Linked DNA regions of Homo sapiens: region 2 is linked to region 1. A link is a contact called in ENCODE Hi-C or POLR2A ChIA-PET data. All regions are on one chromosome and are shown on one strand. The core of a region is the stretch at or near the end of the contact, and the rest is flanking DNA. Distances in the headings are between cores, read along the strand shown.

The links. Hi-C counts contacts between places; a loop is a spot of excess contacts on that map. ChIA-PET counts read pairs that join two places held with the same protein, here RNA polymerase II (POLR2A). Pooled maps may share reads with other maps.
Region 2: a loop to region 1 is called in a pooled map, with 2.7 times the contacts of the local background. The contact joins the enhancer-like site here to the promoter of CAPRIN1 in region 1. A Hi-C loop is called at or near these places in 2 of 37 single-sample maps with no recorded cell type and 2 of 50 pooled maps. POLR2A ChIA-PET finds 5 or more read pairs at or near these places in 2 of 52 experiments (HCT116 and activated CD4-positive, alpha-beta T cell).

What each region holds. Positions count from the first base shown.
Region 1 is chr11:34,049,426-34,055,352 of GRCh38, reverse strand. It overlaps CAPRIN1 (cell cycle associated protein 1), which reads right to left and starts at 3,622. Exons shown (of 19, transcript NM_005898.5): 1 at 3,482-3,622; 2 at 2,717-2,932. The coding sequence starts at 2,932. It overlaps LOC101929918 (a long non-coding RNA gene), which reads left to right and starts at 2,026. Exons shown (of 3, transcript XR_931177.3): 1 at 2,026-3,034; 2 at 4,320-4,682. RefSeq lists enhancers at 1,749-2,028, 2,059-2,128, 2,199-2,268, 2,339-2,408 and silencers at 3,019-3,318, 3,359-3,908, 3,768-3,967.
Region 2 is chr11:34,336,924-34,342,850 of GRCh38, reverse strand. All of the region lies in intron 1 of ABTB2 (ankyrin repeat and BTB domain containing 2), which reads left to right. Among named protein-coding and RNA genes, the nearest start is that of ABTB2, 18 kb to the left of the region's middle. Within about 2 kb of position 3,515, at least 3 of the 41 ENCODE cell types and tissues checked have a DNase peak (open chromatin) inside an H3K27ac peak, as active enhancers do.

The DNA of each region.
Region 1 (5,927 bases), core at 2,373-4,872:
GAGACTTCTCAAAGAAAAAAAAATTGCCTGGGGTGGTGGCGCACACTTGTAATCACAGCTACTTAGGAGGCTGAAGCGGGAGGATCACTTGAACCCGGGAGGTGGAGGTTGCAGGAAGCCAAGATCATCCTACCGCACTCCAGCCTGGGCACTCCAGCCTGGGCAACAGAGATTCATCTCAAAAAATAAAAATAAAATAACAAAATCACTTGAGGGTAGGGTATGACAGAGTATAGTAATTCACATACACCTATACACATTTAATGACCAGTCATGGTTCAAGTCCTCAGGAGGGGCTTATAAACTAGATTTATATTTTTTTTTCAGAAGTACTTGAACACTAGATTCTAACAGCCACCTCACAACTAAATTGGCTGCCAATCAGCACCTACCTTTATATTAACTTCTCTGAGGAGTTATCTTTCAGTCATTAATGTCTCTACACTTTATATCACTAATCATTAATGTTCATAATTAGTATTAACACATTATTAATGTTCACAATCATTAATATTTTATGTTCAATTACTGTCCTAGAAAAAAACATTTCCAAGAAATTCTAAAGAATCAAAAACTCAAGTAGCAGCCAGATCAGCAGGCTTGCTTACTGCATTAAAATTTTAAAAAGAGGCCGGGCACAGGGGCTCACTCCTGTAACAGCACTTTGGAAGACCAAGGCGGGCGGATCAGGAGGTCAAGAGATCGAGACAATCCTGGCCAACAGGGTGAAACCCTGTCTCTACTAAAAATACAAAAAATTAGCTGGGCGTGGTGGCAGGCACCTGTACTCCCAGCTACTTGGGAGGCTGAGGGAGGAGAATCGCTTGAACCCGGGAGGTGGAGGTTGCAGTGAGCTGAGATCGCGCCATTGTACTCCAGCCTGGGCAAAAAGATCGAAACTCCGTCTCAAAAAAAAAAAAATTTAAGAAGATACCCAACAGGGTAAACTAAATCATGTGTCAGACTCAGAAGATACTGGCCTTGGGCATGCTTATTCCATTCAACATTTGAATGTAGCTACCTTACACTTAAAATACTTTTGTTACTTTCTTGATGTAACTACATTTACTATTCCAATTACCTATAATAAAACATACATTTATCAAAATAAAGGATTGGGAAAAAAAAGAAATCCCAAGTCCATGAAATTCAAGTAAAACTTCCAACCTTCAATACCGAAGATGAAACAGGGAAGTATCAAATCTAAATGTTTTAAAACTCTCCCAAAATGTAAAATATATAAGTAAAATTAATAAGACCTAAACATCACCAGTTTTCTTCAACTTATTTCCCACAGCCCAAGTTTTAGCCAGTTACTATATCAGCACCTCAAGTAACACTATTAGGTGTCTGGCCACATAAACACTGCAAAATGATTTCCTGGAAATTCAAGATGTTATAAATATGTTTTCCTAGAGGCAGACAAGTAGAAGTTATCAAGGCTTCATTTTACTTTATAAGGTAAAATTCAAGTTAACATGATAGTCACAGACGTAATTACCTCGTTTTTACAAACGACTAATTTGTTTCTCCCCTTCCACCTCTGATCTTACTCATTTTAATTATTCACTCTGCCCAGACCTTTTCTCTACATACATACACACGCCCCTCTAAACAAGAGTTTACACTGTCCTGCGATGAAAGCATAAAACAAAAGGCTGACTTGCAGATGAAGATATACCTCAGTAGTTTGATCTACAAGGACTAAATATTGAATCCAAAAAATCGTGGGTGTGGCTCGATTTTTTTTTTTTTTAGAGGGGGGCCTAAGGAGGCCAGTCGGGGCGGCTGCCTGGTCTCTGCCCTCCCCCTCTGCTTTCGCTTTGTGCTCACAATGCAGCTCCAGTAAAGCGCTTCCCTCTCCCCGCAGCCGCCGCCATGTTAGACGCTCTCTCCATGTGCCCCGAGTCCCAGCCATCCTCTCCAGTCTCCCCAGGACCCAGCCCCCAACGAATCTAAATCGTGGCAGTCCCCCGCCCCTTCACAGTCCCCTAGGAACAAAAAGTCGCTGCAGAAAATCATCTCGCGATTGAGCTGAGCCTGAGGCTCGGGGGGACACCTAAACAATTGAAACAAAGAGGGAAACGCAGGGGAGCCCATCGCATGGGCGCGGGGGTAGCAAATCGAAGACCCATTCAAAATGGGCCTGCCGGAAAGGCAGTTCTACCTTAAGATTCTAAACACACTTCTCTCCTACGGAAGAAGAGGGGACGCTCGACAGGTCTCGAGTGCATGGTAACCGAGCGGACAGACCCCAAGGCTGCAGGACGCAGGCCGCCCCAACTCCACGAGGCGGTCGGTTGAACCCGGAGCCCCCCGCGCAGGGACCTCTTCATTTTGGGCCCTCGTCAGAGAAATCGGGCCTCAGAGACGGAAAGAAGGGCACCATACAGTGAAGTCCTGACGACAGGCCCCCACCCTCACATGTCCCACTCCTAAAGGCCAAAAAGCCGGACCCACAGCGGAAGAGTAATAAAGAGGCCTGGGGTACAGTGCCGCGTCCGAGTCAGGTGACAAGTGCCTCTTCCAAGAGCCCGTTTTCTGGGCACGAAGCTCCCGCTGAACGTGGAGACGGGGCGTGTGGGCCAGGGGGTGGGAGGAGGGGACCTAGTAACGCTCCCGAGACGAAAAGAAGCGAAGGCTCCAGCGACCAGGGTCGGAGGGGCCGCAGAGCCCGGCCGCAGCCACCCCTCCCTTCCCCGCCAACTCCTGGCACCTTTTTCTTCTCCAGGTTCCGAAGTTTCTTGTCGATCACCCCGAGAATCTGCTTCATGGCCTCGGTCTGGACAGCGCCGGTGCCGGTTGCGGGGTGCTGAGAAGCCGGCGCGGCGGCCCCGGCTCCCGCGGCCGCCTCACTCCCGGAGGAACCCGACGGCGGTGGCGGTCCGGACGACTTGCTGCCGCTCCCGCTGTGGCTGGTGGCCGAGGGCATCTTCAGACCGCAAGGAGAGAGAAGAAAAAGCGGGAGGAAGGACAAGAGCGGCCAGTCAGGAGACGGACGGGGCGAGACGCGGGACAAAACGCGCAGCGAGCGGTAGCCTACGCGAGCGGGTGGGGGAGGGGGCGCGGCGCGCCTCGAGGGCAGGAAGAGTGCGCGGGCGCGCGCGCGACCCGCCAGCGGGGCGCCCGGCTGGGCCTCGCACCGCCCCCCGACCCGCCCCTCCCCCGCGGAGCCGCCGGCTCGGCCTACCAGCCCGGGGGCTCCGAGGCTCGCGCCGGAGGCGGGGCATCGCCGCGCCGGCCGCCAACGGCCACTGCAACGGTCCCTACCGGGGAGGGCCGGCTTTTGCCGGCTTCCGGAGAAGGGAGGAAAGAGAGAGGTCGGGGCTTGGGGGCAGAGAAGGGCATGGGAAATGACCGGGGTGGGGTGGGGGGACTTGGGGGCAAGCCCCTCGGAAGCTCCAGCGGGTCCGGAGATAAAGGACACCCGGGCGCAGCGGCCCTCTTCCCCTGCAGCGGCTCGGTCCCGGGTGGCGCTCACCGTGCGCGCGCGGAGGCCGCTGGAAATCACGAGTGGGCAGCTGAGGGGGCAAGGGTGGTGGTCCCTTCCGGGCAGTGTCGCGCGCTCCGTGGGCGCAGGCCGCTTCGCCCTGTCCCGCTGCACCGAGAGCCGCTCCTAGTGAGGCGAGAGCCGGGAGCGGGAGGGACTTAGCCAGCCAGCAGCCCTCTGGGTCGCGAGGGGCGGGAGAAGCGGAGAGCGGGGGCCTTCGCGGCCGCTCGGGCTGCCCGGCGCGAACGCCTGCCCGGAAGAGGCCGCCCGCTAGCTTCTCCGCCGTCCCCCGGCCCCGGCGCTGTGGGGCGCCTCCTGGACGCAGGTGGGGATGGCCCCGGCAAGGCCGAAGGAAAGGCCCCTTGAGTTTTGAGAGCAATCGACGCTAGGGTCCTTCAGGCGAAATCGTTTGACGCCCAAACGGGGACAATAGGTGTCAAGCAGCTGGCTCTGGAGCTGGCAACTGCCCCTTGAAGAGCCCTTATTTGGGGTGGGGGTGGGGGTTGGGGGGCAAAGGTTTCTGCAAGTAAGGGGTGCGTGGGGTGGGTGGTGCGATCCCAGCTTCTAGAATTCCTTCTGTATGCAGAGCGAGCAAACTCCATACCCCAAAACGTCTTTTGAAAAAAAGACAACTCGCCGCTTCCCCACCAAACAATCACCCAGTAACCTAGGAGTTCTCTGTAGAACGTGTCGGACACGGTCATGGTTGGTGGCTTTTTAAATCCTAAAGCTCTGGCCTCACAAAGAGTCTTCAGCTACCCTATGATGTTATACATCCAGTAGGCCTGAGTATTACGAATTATTAGACTTTTGTTTCCTTTTTTTTTAGGTTTACCTAACACTGTAAAGAGAACGTTCAATGAAATACAAAGAAAAAGATGATTTTTTTGCTCCAAGAGAATTATTCCAGCCTTGGGGTGGAGTGGGTGTGGACAGTGAGCAGAAAAACAAGAAACCAAGTTCTGGGAGGAAATAAAATGAATATAATCAGTGGAAAATTCAGCAACGCAATATTGTGTGACAACAGTAAATGACCAATTTATAATTTAAATTCTATGAAAAAGAGATTTAGAAGAGAGTTCTACCAAACCCACTGTTCCCTAGGGAATAAAATGAGTAACGCTGACTGGCAACAGTGCATCCTGAGGGAGCCTGGAGAAACAACAGCAGCCTCCGACCTCAAGATATCCTGGTTAGCTGCAAAGTCTGTTATATATTCATTCAAATATTTATTAAGCACCTTACTGTGTGCTGGGAACTCTTAAGTGCTAGGGATTATGAACAAAACATATTTACATGGAGCTTACAATCTAAGTAAGGGGAAGACAAGTAAATACATGTCAGATAGTGAAATGGTAGAGAAAAGAAAAAACGGTGGTCAGGGAAAGCCTTACTGACATTTGAGCTAGTACTGAAGGAAGTGAGGAAGAAGGCTAAGCAGCTACCTTGGAGGAGGAATTTTCCAGGTAGAGGAAACACCAAGTACTAAGATCTGAGACGGAGTGTGCTTTTTGGGTTCAAGGAACAGCACGGAAACCATAGTGGCAAGAGCAGAGAGTAGGAGATGAGGTCAAACATATTAAAGGGGGCTGGTCTTGTAGGGCCTGAAAGACCACGGTAAGGACTTTGGCTTTTGCTGCATTAGATGGGGAGTCATAGTTTCAAAATTTAGTCACCTAAACCATCCTTAGCACTACGCTGAGCAATTATGCCAGGCCTAGAGGCTAGAAACGGAGATGATAATCCTTTAGCTCCTTGCAACTCAAAGTTTATTCAGCCCAACCTCTCTCACTACCACTATCACTACTATCTTGGACTGCATAGCAGACTTAACTGAATCTACATTTTAACAAGATCTTCAGGAGATTTGTGTGTACATTAAAGTTTCAGAAATCACTGTTTTGTTCCTCGGAATTGACCAATGTCTAAAGTTTTATTGGGAGACATCCAATCCATCTATGCACATCCATTCTATGACTGCCTCTCTGCCATAGCACAGCAGAGTTGAGTACTTGGGTGTGCAACAGACAGTAGGGTGTGCAAAACCTAGAATACTATCTCTTCTTTTACAAAAAAAGTGTTTGCCAATCCCTGGTTTAAAACTACAAAGGGGCCAGGTGAAGGGGCTCATGCCTGTAATTCCAACACTTTGGGAAGCCAAGGCTGGCAGATCACTTGAGGTCAGGAGTTCGAGACCAGCCTGGCCAATATGGCAAATCCTGTCTCTACTAAAAATACAAAAAAATTTGCTGGGTGTGGTGGCGCATGCCTGTAATTACAGCTGCTCAGGAGGTTGAGGCACGAGAACCCGGGAGGCAGAGGCTGCAGTGAGCCAAGATTGTGCCACTGCATTCCAGCCTAAGCAACAGAGTGAGACTGTCTCAAAAAACAAAAAACAACTGCAAATGGTACACATCCATCACAGTTCAACAGAGGG
Region 2 (5,927 bases), core at 2,266-4,765, 290 kb before region 1:
TTTAAGATGAAGAAACAAAGTCACAGAGAGGTTTGGTAGCTTGCTCACGGTCATGCAGGTAATAAGTGGTGGTCCAGGCAGTCTTACCCCTGATTCTCTACTCTTCAACCATGTGTGTTCCCTCCCCAGCCAGAGAAGCCAAGAGACTGAATTCTCAACTCTGATACCCAGCACAGACCTACCGTGGGTCAAACTTTTACGAAGCACCAGACCCCGGCCCATGTGCTTCACATGTATTATATCATGTGATTCTTACCATCATATATACTCTTACTCCCATTTTGCTGCTGAAAAACAAGCTCAGAGAAGTTCAGGTGACATAGCTAGTCAATGACACAGCCGGGCTCTTTGAGCTCTGAAGTCCTCATTTGCCCTGTGGCCTCCTGTCCTCAGGAGTGGCCTGGGTGGGGACGAAGCACATGCAGTGATTTCCTGAGCAAAGAAATGAATGGGTTGGCCCAAGAGGACAAGAGGAACTGAAGCAAGGCCAAAGCATCCCTCACTGCATCTCAACAACTGAGCCACTGGGGGCCTGAAAATAGTAACATTGCCCAGTAGGGTGGCCAGCCAGCTGCGCCTGAGAACTGTGGGGTAGGTATTTGTTTCTCTGCGTGTTTAAAGATAATACCGTATGAAGCACATTGTTTCTCTTCTGTTAGTGTGAATGAAATTGCCTCTGAAAGGTTGTGTGTATTGGTTGCTTAAAATAGCTCAAGAGGAAGAATGTTTGGAAGCTGTTAGCTCCTTGAGTCTATTTCCTTGATTTATGATACCTTGGAGAGTGTGGGACCTCTTCTTGTTTACCCTTCTGGCTTTTTCTTTCTACCGTGTTTGAGTCCTTGTGTCATCATAAGCCAAAGGCATTTGTCACCAGAAAATGTGGCAACCTTTCCTAAGTAATTTAATGGGGGACCCTTTACACGTTTAATCTTTTTCCTTAAAGGGAGGAAAATGGGGAGAGGTCATTTGTTTTGGAAATGGCCATTTCTCTCTTCCAGCTGAAAACGTTCCAAGATCAGAGCAATGGCATTTGCTTGGGAGTAAGAAAAATTTGTTTTATTTTTCCGTTCACACTGAGGCCTGGCCTGGGAACTCATGAGTTTTTGTAGAACTTCCATCTTGTGGTGCCCAGGAGACCTGACAAGCTGTGAGTGAGAGGAGCCACAGAGCTGCTCTGTTCAATACGGCAGCCACTTGCCACAGGTGTATATTTAAATGTATTCAAATTCGATAAGGTTAAAAAAAACCATTTCCTCAGTCATGCAAGTCACATTTCTTGTGCTCCCTCGTCATATGTGGCTAGTGGCTACCATATTGGACAATGCAGATATAGAACATTTCCATCATCGCAGACAGTTCTGTGCAACAATACAGCCATTAGAGTGGGTCAGTGGTGGGTCGCTTGGGGCCAGCTTTCTGGGTTTTCACAGGTCTAAAAATTTCAACCATTCCCCAGCTTCTCAGAAGCCCTCTGTTTGCAGAAACAAGAAGATTCATGGAAATGGAGATTAAGGCCATTGGTTCTTGTGGCTCTAACCTCTGGACCCTTGACACAAGGTCGGGTTTTATCATTTCCAAGCTGCGTGGCCTCAGGCAAGTCACTTAGCCCCTCTCAAGTTGTTTCCTCCTCAGCAAAATGGTGTTTTAAAAAATACCTCCCAGGGATGATGTGACTATTTAAACAAAATAACAAAATGTATATAAAACAGTTAGCATAAGGCTTGGCACACAGTAAGAACTTAGATGTGTTACAATGTTTTACCTGCATTTTCTTCTTTGAGCCACACAGTATCCCGCAGAGGTAGATACTGTTGCTGATTTCAAGATGATGGAAGGGGCTTTAGGGAGTGCTATTGCTACCATCACTGCCACTGTTCCTACTGTTGATATTCCTAGGCTTGGGTTCTGCTTTTTCCTCTAAGGCTCATCTTTCCTACTGAGCTTGTTGACTGGCTTCTTGTCATAAATCAGAGGATGTTTGTTTGTTTGAACTAGGAGGTCTTCTGAGCTTTCATTCAGGGACTGTTTCTTCCACCATGGGAGGTGAGCTCTTTCAGAGGTGTTTGCCTAAAGCTGGCCTATTGGTATCTACCTGGAGAGCCGCCACCTGGACAGCTACTGCCAGGATCTGGGGCTCCTTGGAACTTGAGGTTAAAGTTTTTAGTGCTTCACATGACCTGTGGTCCTTTGGCTGAGTCTAACAGAGGCTTCACTGAGATCTTAGCTGAGGGTGGCTTTGGGAGGAGTATCTCTGAGAAGAGTAGGACCAAAAGAGTCCTCTCTTGAGCTGTAGAAAGGATCCTTCTGAAAAGATATTTGGTCACACCTGGGTCCTGGGTTGGTTCGCACCTTGACTCCCCCAGTCACTTGGCTAGATCATATAGCTAATTATTTAACTTTGCAATACCTCAATCTTCTCATCTGCGAAATGGCGATTATACTAAAACTACCTGGCAGGCTGGTTGTGCGAATTAAATGGGATGATGCTAAGTAAAGCATTTAGCCCAGCACATGGCAGGTAGCAGCCACCAGGTATGAGCTACTGTTGCCATCTTCATTATTGTTGCTTCCCAGCAATGGCATTTGGTGCACTATTTTTTCACGTATTGTTCGCATTTTCTCCTTGAGAATGTCTTATCTGTCTAGTCAGAAAAAGCGACCCAGAAGGGGTTTAGTGTGTAAAGTGAGTGTCTAAGTTAAACTTGCATATTATGGACTCTGTGTGGTCTTTTATTCTTCCTTCTTCCCTTCCCTTCCTTCCTGTCCTTTTTTCTTTTTTTGTTTTTGTTTGTTTGTTTGTTTGTTTGGAGGATGGTGGGGCTAAGAAGCATACTGTGCAGTTATCATAAAGCATGACTGTGCAGTTGTCATTCTGGTACCCCACATGGTGACCAGCCTGCCTCCTTCCTGCTGGTTCCAGCTGTATAACAAGCTAACAAGCACCACCCAGTCAAACAGTGTAATCAGAGCTGGATTATTTCTATAGGATTAATTTGTGGTGTGAAGTGCTCATGTATTTATGCAATTGCCACTCGTTTGCCAACATCCAGAATGTGCTAAATCTGCCACTAGTGATGAAATCCAAATAACTTGGAATCATATGTAGGGAATCCAGTAATTTTCATCACCATTGTTACAAGAGAGGAGTTTAAACTGGGGGAATCCAAATGGCACCGAGAAATGATGATATCCCTGCTTTCCAGGGATGATTCTACTCAGGGAAGCACCAATCTCAAAGAGAAAACAGGAAGGACACAAGGCCAGGATATTGCATGATTGTGTTGCCATTGGTGTAACTGGGTCCTCACTGAGGGCCCTCCCAGGCGACCACACCATCGTCTTTTGTGAGGCTTCTCTGGCACTGACAGATCACTCATAGTTAATGGGTAACTCAGACTCTTCTTGCCAAATAGTTGCTTTGTTTGTTATCTGTGCTGTGGTCGCCTTCATTGTCCCCACAGCCCCTCAGGCCTCAGAAGGATGTGGTGTGGAGTGGGGTGTGGTGACCTCTAGCATGAGCCCACACACTTCTTCCCCTTTCCCTTAAGTCACTCATTGCCGGAGCTGGCTGGTTGCAGAAACATCTTGAAGCACTTTAAAAATTGATGTTCTAGACTGGGTGCAGGTTCTCACACCTGTAATCCTAGCACTTTGGGAGGCCTAGGTGGGAGGATCACTTGTGGCCAGGCGTTGGAGACCAGCCTGGTCAAGATGACGAGAAATGGTGTTTTAAAAAATACCTCCCAGGGATGATGTGACTAAACAAAATAGCAAAATGTATATAAAACAGTTAACATAAGGCTTGGCACACAGTAAGAACTTAGATGTGTTACAATGTTTTACCTGCATTTTCTCCTTTGAGCCACACAGTATCCTGCAGAGGTAGATACTGTTGCTGATTTCAAGACGATGGAAGGGGCTTTAGGGAGTGCTCTTGCTACCATCACTGCCACTGTTGCTACTGTTGATATTCCTAGGCTTAGGTTCTGCTTTTTTCCTCCAAGGCTGATGAGACCCTGTCTCTATATAAAAGTAATAGTAATAAATAAGTTTTGAAAATAACATTAGTATTCTGGAACCCACCCTGAATCTATTAAGTGAAAACCTGTAAAAGTGGGGCTAAGACATCTGTTTTTTTGTTTTGTTTTGAGAGGAAGTCTCCCTCTGTCATCCAGGCTGGAGTATAGTGGTGTGATCTCAGCTCACTGCAAGCCTTGCCCCGGTTCAAGTGATTCTGCCACCTCAGCCTCCCAAGTAGCTGGGACTGCAGGTGCACCCCACCACGCCCGGCTAATTTTTTTTTTTTTTGTACTTTTAGTAGAGATGGGGTTTCACCATGTTGGCCAGGCTGGTCTCAAACTCTTAACCTCAAGTGATCTACCCACCTCGACCTCCCAAAGTGCCAGGATTACAGGTGTGAGCCGCCATTCCCGACCAGAACATCTGTATTTTTTTTTTCTTTTCTTTTTTGAGAAGTGGTCTCACTCTGTCACCCAGACTGGAGTGCAGTGGTGCAGTCTCAGCTCATTGCAACCTCCATCTCCTGAGTTCAAGCAATTCTCCTCCCTCAGCCTCCTAAGTAGCTGGGATTACAGGCATGCGCCACCACACCCAGCTAATTTCTGTACTTTTCATGGAGACAGGGTTTCACCATGTTGGCCAGGCTGGTCTTGAACTCCTGATCTCAGGTGATCCACCCTCCTTGGCCTCCCAAAGTGCTGGAATTACAGGTGTGAGCCACTGTGCCTGGCCGACATCTGTATTTTTAAAGCAACTCTTGCGGCGATTCTAGATAAACGGGCAGGTTTGTGAATTCCATCTACATCACTGGGGGTGGATTTTATTCTGCGCTCCTCTCACAGTATGTATGGGGCAAAGGACCCTCTTGAGGATGTACAGTTTGGGAAAGGCCAGTCTTTGAGGGTCTTCTCTGTGGGTGGTAAGATGGAGATCATGGTTAGGGTGATTTGAGTAGGGGGAGGTGGGGAGAGGTGTTAGAAAGATAACCAATGTTTATTGGATGCTATCTCGTTTAATTTTTCCAACCAAATGTGATGAGTCGGTGGTGATAAAAATATAGGTTGTTATTTGCCGAATGCCTACTATGAGGTGAGCAGGACACTAGTGATTTGCATGCAGTATCTTGTGGAATCCTCACTACAGCCTGTGAGCTGTAGGTCACATTATTTATCCTCATTTTACAAATGAGGAAACTGAGGCCTTGAGATAGTTGAAATGACTTGCTCGAGGTCACCCATACACACAAGTAGCAGAGCCAGCGTTTGAGATTAGTACTGTCAGACTTCAAAGCCCACGTTTTCCATGCTGAAAGTTTTAATCAAAAGCATTAGGCTATTGGGTCAAATAAGAATCCTGCATTATAAGTACAGTGTCAGAATTTTTTGAGAAAGCTGCTTGTGCCATCTTTCCTCAAGGTACGGCCCTTTGGCCTTTCCAGTCCTGGCTTTGAGAACCTTGTTATTTCCCTAGGCTGAGACCAGCAGCCAGTCAGCTGTGCCCGTCCTAAGGCTGTCTGTGTTGTGGTCTGCTGTTCCTCCTCCTCAACCCCTGCCTCCTTCCCTACACAGCCCCTGCATGCAACTCTTCTCCCCAGACAGGCGCAGAATCGGGGCCTTCCTCAACAAATAAGCCAGGTTCCGGAAGTGCTGCAGTTTCCACCCAGGTGCAAGCCCAGCACAGGCCTCCTCTTAGCCAGCACTCATCCGAATCCACTCACTTGCACTCAGGTGGTTGTCCTCCTCAGTAAACTGAGAAGCAGTAGGGCCTTGTGATTGACGGTGTGGGTATGAAGCTGGACTGCCTGCATTCAAATCTTGGCTCCACTTCTTCTTGGACAAATTACTTCATATCTCGGTGCCTCAGTTTACTTGTCTGTAAGATAGGGATAATCCTGTTTCCCTCATATG